Regions from separate parts of the Homo sapiens genome. Here region 2 is linked to region 1. The links are chromatin loops, found by intact Hi-C in ENCODE. Cell type or tissue: breast epithelium. All regions are shown on one strand. Each heading gives the region's core, and the rest is flanking DNA. Links, peaks and the distances in the headings are about the cores only. Region 1 overlaps NWD2 (NACHT and WD repeat domain containing 2). Region 2 overlaps PGM2 (phosphoglucomutase 2).

Region 1 (2,925 bases), core at 237-2,736:
TCTGTGCTCTCTTTCCTCCTTGGCCAGAGATCTTATTTCCCTCTTATTGAGAAACAGAGGACAGCCTCCATGAGCCCCCTGGGTGTGCCTACCCATCTCCACCTGAGAAGATCTCCTACCTCCATTTGGCCCAGTTTGCCAACTGGCTTAACAAGAAAAACTGCTCTCCAGAGATACCACCTTGATCTTCACTGCCCCAGGATCTTCTCTGACAGTTAACTCTTTGTCTCTTGTACTTTTGATTCCTCCCTGTCCCTGTGTGGTTTACAGACTCACACATTGTCTTCCATCTGTGACTCTATTCCATTGCTTTGGGTACTTCCCAGGTTCAGAACCTCATCTTCTCTCACCTGGGCTCCTCATTGATCCCTCCAGCTGCAGCTGCTTTCTTCCCAGAATTTTATGCCAGAATTATTTCATTAAAATACACGTGTGATTATGTTAGTCCCCTACCCAAAAACTCAGAGATCTCCAAAAAGAATTAGAAAAAAAATTTAATATAAGCCTGAAGGTCTTCTACTATCCACCTTGAGGCCTTCTACTTTCTTTTCTAGAACAAGTATCTTCTGCACACCTTTCTGGTTCTTTGAACATCCATGCCCATCTTCAGACCTCTGAACTTCTGCCCTTGTTATTTTCCCATCTGCAGTGTCTTTTCTCCTCTTGTTGAAATCGTCCTCAGTGAAAAACCTTCCTCTGTGTTCCAGTGCAGATCAATGATACCCACTTCCGTGTACCTGCTATGGTTTGAGTGGACCCTCCCAAATTCATGCTGAAATTCAATTGTCATTGTGATGATATTAAGAGCTGGGACTTTTAAGAGGTGATTAATTCATTAATCATAAATTGATTAACACCATTACCTTAGGAGTGAATTCGTTATTTCAGGAGTAGATTCCCAATAAAAAGGATGACTTCAGCCTCAGTTTCTCTCTCTGTTCTGTATGCTAACTTACCCTTATGCCATGTTATGACACAGCAAGAAGGGCCACACCAGATGCTGAGGAGATGTTGCTGTCACGTCCTTGGACTTCTCAGCCTCCAGAACTGTGAGAAATAAATTTATTTTCTTTATAAATTTCTCAGTCTCAGATATTCTTTTATAGCAGCACAAAACCCACTAGAATAGCACCTATTTTATGCTTTCATTATAGCACTGCCTTCCATTGTAGTTAGTTCTATGTGTCTGAGATCAGGAATAGCGTCTTTTTCCTTTTCTTTTTATCTTTCCCAGCAACAAACATGGTGATTTATGAAAATTAGATGTTGAAGCACTGAATTACATTGTGTACTGTTAGCCAAATGGATAATCACAGAGGTATTATAGGGAAGAAGACAATGTGGATTCATTTTCATCAGACATTGTCTTCTGTAATATTATTTAAATGCAATGTACTTCCCCCATATCTAGAATTTTTATCTATTGGTGAATTGAATTATTATTTTGAAGTTCTCATATGAAGAAGGCATTTATGTGTGTAAAGTAGAAAGATCAGGCTGGGATTAGAAATGCTAATACGTTCTAGCCCTGGCTGTTCACAAACCCAGCTGCATGGGTTCTGTAATGTCATTTAAAACTTTGGGAAGACTCAATTTCCTCATCTCTGAAATGAGGAAACTACATTCTCCCTAAACTTTCTACCAAGTCTAAGATTTTGTTATTTTAACCATCACTATTGTCTTTTGTCAGCTTTTGTTATATAAAATGTACTAGTTTTTATGTTTGATGCGTTGTTTTTCATAGCATAGACAACTGTACTTTGAATGCTTCAAGGATTTCCTGATTACTAAGAGGTCCCAACCCTAATAATTAATTCCCTGAGAGAGAGAGAGAGTTAGGCAGCTCACTTCTTCCTAATCTTTTTGTGGAGTCACCAAGAACAAAGTCTACTAGAAGAAAAGGTGTGGAGAAGATTTCTAAGCCCACAGCATGCCACTCTCAGGAACTACCCTCTCTTTTCCAACAAATATTTATTGTGCCCTTATTATGTACCAGGCACTGTTCTAGGCATGAGAATGCAGTGATGAGCGAGACAGACAAGGACCCTTCATTCTGGTAGTTTATAGTGGAAAAGAAAAGAAACATGATAAACAAGAAAACAAATTTTAAAAAGGTCATTTTTACCTAGTGATATGGATCAAGGGAACAATAAGAGAGAGTGTTGTAATAGGTTTTTGAATACCTAGTTTAGCTCAGGTGAACATGAAGGGTCCAGAATAATTAAAGCAGCCACATGTGCAAAGATCTAGGGGCCCCAGGGAAACTACCCAACTATAAGAACATTCGTGCTCCTAGTACAGGGGGAAACAAACTCCTAGGAGTCAGATCCAGTTTCCCCAGTGGAGACGATTTCTGAGGAGTGGGTTCCTGACAAAAAGATGAGTTTTGCCTGCATTTTTCTTTCTCTCATTCTCACTTGCATGAAGCATCATTAGACCTGATTTAAAGCTCAAATCCTCTCTAGGACAAAGCTATAATGCATAGATCATCTTTGATAGCAGAAAAAAGCGACTCTACTTGTTTCTGCATTACATACACTGCAAACATGGGGTTCACATTTGTGAAACATTTCTGTAGGCAGACTTGGCTATTTTTATAGTCTATGGCATAAAAGAGATAGGCTTCAAGTCATGTGCAGTTTGTGGGAATTGAACCACTTTTAGGTCCAATTCAGGAATGTACATTAAAATGAAAGCTCATAAGAATGATACTGATAGTAGCCCTAATTAAATTTTCACTGACAAACTTTAGTACTTCCTTTTCAAAACAATTAGCATCTTGTAGTTCATCAAGATTATAGGAGTGAGAGACCTATAGAATTAGATCCACATTCCTCAGCCAGTCCCCACTTGAGCCACTCATCCCTTAAATACCATTACATACCATTACATGCTGGCTCTTAGGGTGAGCTTCATCCCAGTCAT
Region 2 (2,925 bases), core at 104-2,603, 430 kb after region 1:
TTACAGTTAGTGGATGTACAATCAGAACTAAATCGTGACCGTGTTCCTCTGCCGCCCCAGGGCAAGTCAGATCCTTTGCTCAGAGCATGCAAAGTGCACGTATGTGGCTAAGTCTGTCTGCTGAGCTGCGTAAATTTCTTCATTTTGGGCTGACTGCCCTGCTTCTGGTTGATACAACCTTCAGAGATATGTTAACATTATCAATTAAGGTACAGATTTTTTTGCCCTGGCCTTGGAGCCGTATCATTTCCTTAAAGTGAGTGATGTTACTGATTTAAGCTTATGGTTCAAGTCTCAGAGTTTGATGGGATGGGATGGAGTGGAACTCAAGGCTACTCTCTATCACCTGTAACGCGTGAGACATTTAGAGATCATAATGTAAGTGTTTAACCAACACATGGTAAAATATTCATGATGAGTGAATGGAATCTTCGTAAGGAGTTGGAAACTATTGCAGTTTCTGAATTTCGCCCGAGGAGATGTTTATCCTTTAATCTTCCAATTTTAAATATCTGGTGGGGAACGTAAGCAGTAACTGTTAAGTATATGCAGAGAACGCATTGCATTTTTTTGTGCACATTTGTAACAGAGAGAGAGAGTGGCGATCTGCTCTTTGTGCCCCAGCCAGCCTTCAGAATAGTGTCGGCGAAGCTAGTGCCCAAGAAGTATTTGGGGAGAGTAAGAATGATCTGATTGTTTAACTCACAGGGGTGGTATAATGTTGTTCATTCTAAGTAAATCGCTCATTTATTTGTGGTAACGTATTTTACACCAGCTTGAAGGAAGATTTGATGCCATTTTCTGCGTCTTACCCTAAGCAAGTTTCTGTGGAAGTTGAGAAAAATGTCAAAGAATTAAGTTTTCTTTCAAAGGCTGATTGGAACCAAGATGTATATATGTGTATGGGTGTGTGTGTGTGTGTGTGTATACACACATGCGTACTCCAGGATGTCTTTATATTTCAAATAAAGCAATCTCTAATCAAATTCCAGTCTGTGTGGTGTACGCTGGATTGTGATAGGCTTAGGCTGGGATTTTCAGCCTCTGCACTGTTGACATGTGACTGCACAGTGGCTGGATGATCTTTTGTTGTGGTTGTAGGGTACATTGTAAGGTGTTCAGCAGCACCCCTGACCTCTCCCTACTAGCTGCCAGTAGCAACTCTCTCCATTTCCCAGCATGACAAGCAAAAATGTTTCGAGACATTTCAGATGCCTGGAAGGAGAAGGTGCAGACTTGCCCTGGCTGAGAACCACTGAGATAGACAGAGAGCTGAAAGGCCAGGAAGCAGCCTGGCTCTGCCACTAAGTGGCTGTTAGAACCGGGGAAAGGGGCCTGACCTTTCTTGGCTTTAGTGCCATTTCTATAAAACAAAAGAGTGAAATGAGATGACTCCTGAGAGTCCTCCAGCTTTACTGTCCCATGCCAGGGTAAAGATTATAATAAATGCTGTCCTTGATCTGGATGCTGCATTCACCCTAAAGAACATTCAGCATTCATTTCCTTCTTTCCATCACTCACAGTCCTGATCACTCAACTCTCCTTTTCTTCCCTGTCACTCTGCATTCTCAGGTTTGCCCGACTTGCTGCAACCACATTTATCAGTCAGGGGATTCCTGTGTACCTCTTTTCTGATATAACGCCAACCCCCTTTGTGGTAAGTAGCCATTTCCTTTCATAATTTCCTGTCACATGATCAGGGATGGGACTTGGCTGAATTTTATAGTCTTTAGGGCTATTGGGATTGGACTGTTTGAATGACAGAGGAGTTCCTTGGCATGTATGAGACATTTCCTTCTCTCCTGGAATGTTTCTCCCACATCTTAGTAATATTTCTCTGGTATTCAACTTTTGATTCATTGGAATTGGTTTTTTTAAATTGCAGTTTTCCTTTTCTTTGCATTCTAAGGGTATTCGAGAGAGTCAGCAAATTTTTTTTTTTGAGACAGAGTCTCGCTCTGTTGCCCAGGCTGGAGTGCAATGGTACGATCTTGGCTCACTGCAACCTCCGTGTCCCGGGTTCAAGCAATTCTACTACCTCAGCCTCCCAAGTAGCTGGTATTACAGGTGCCTGCCATCACTCCCAGCTAATTTTTGCATTTTTAGTAGCGACGAGGTTTCACCACGTTGGCCACGCTAGTCTCGAACTCCTGGCCTCAGGTGATCCACCCAGCTTGGCCTCCGGAAGTGCTGGGATTACAGGCATGAGCCACCACGCCCGGCCTTTTCTCTGTTTTTAAATTTGGTTTGTAGTTCTTTTTCTCAGCTATCACAATTAGGAAACTTCTTGTGTCGAAATCTGAATTCACCTCAAACCCTGTCTTGTCATGAATATTTTTGACAAGCTGGCACACCCCTGTTTTATACAAATGTTTTATTCTAAATACTATTCATGGCTAGTACAGAGAGCATGCTCGGCATATTTGAGTAAGACTTTCATCAAATCCTTCATGTAGCACAATCTAAAGAAGAAGACAGTAGGGACTATGACAGTTGTTGCTTTGACATAGACAAAACTTTTAAGAGCTGGGCCAGATGCTGAGAATATGTTTTGGAAAATGTGATTTGGATGCAGTTAGTCACATCTAGTAGAAATGAGACTGTATTGCTACAGAAGGAGGTTCCAATTCATTTTGTGTTTGCCGGCTCTAGTGCACTGACAGGTAGATGCAGCACCCCTAGGCTGTAAATAACCTGCTAGACACTCTATTCACATCTAAATGTAGTTCAGGTTTCATTGTTTGATGGAAAAATTGTCATGTATTCAAGCATCCTAATTACCTTCTGTACTAAGTGTTAATAGCTATTAATTTTATGTCAGACATGAATTGAACCAGTGTATCATGATCCTCTGCCCACACTGAGGAGTCGTCCTCCCCTTTTCTTTGGCCCAGAACACCTGAGAGATGTGACATAACTTCCAGG

What was found. A loop is a pair of places that touch in the nucleus more often than their neighbours do. Peaks named below come from ENCODE experiments on the same cell type or tissue, not always from the same donor. Only the 100,000 strongest peaks of a DNase experiment are listed, where the experiment ranks them.
Region 2: a loop joins it to region 1, with 18 times the contacts of the local background. A loop is called at or near these places in 1 of 110 quality-filtered maps.

What each region holds. Positions count from the first base shown.
Region 1 is chr4:37,401,178-37,404,102 of GRCh38, forward strand. All of the region lies in intron 3 of NWD2 (NACHT and WD repeat domain containing 2), which reads left to right. Among named protein-coding and RNA genes, the nearest start is that of PGCKA1, 51 kb to the right of the region's middle. In breast epithelium, for the core only: no CTCF peak of the experiment used is centred there; no DNase peak of the experiment used is centred there.
Region 2 is chr4:37,835,957-37,838,881 of GRCh38, forward strand. It overlaps PGM2 (phosphoglucomutase 2), which reads left to right. Exons shown (of 14, transcript NM_018290.4): 4 at 1,573-1,657. Among named protein-coding and RNA genes, the nearest start is that of PGM2, 11 kb to the left of the region's middle. In breast epithelium, for the core only: no CTCF peak of the experiment used is centred there; no DNase peak of the experiment used is centred there; H3K27ac peaks cover 557 bases.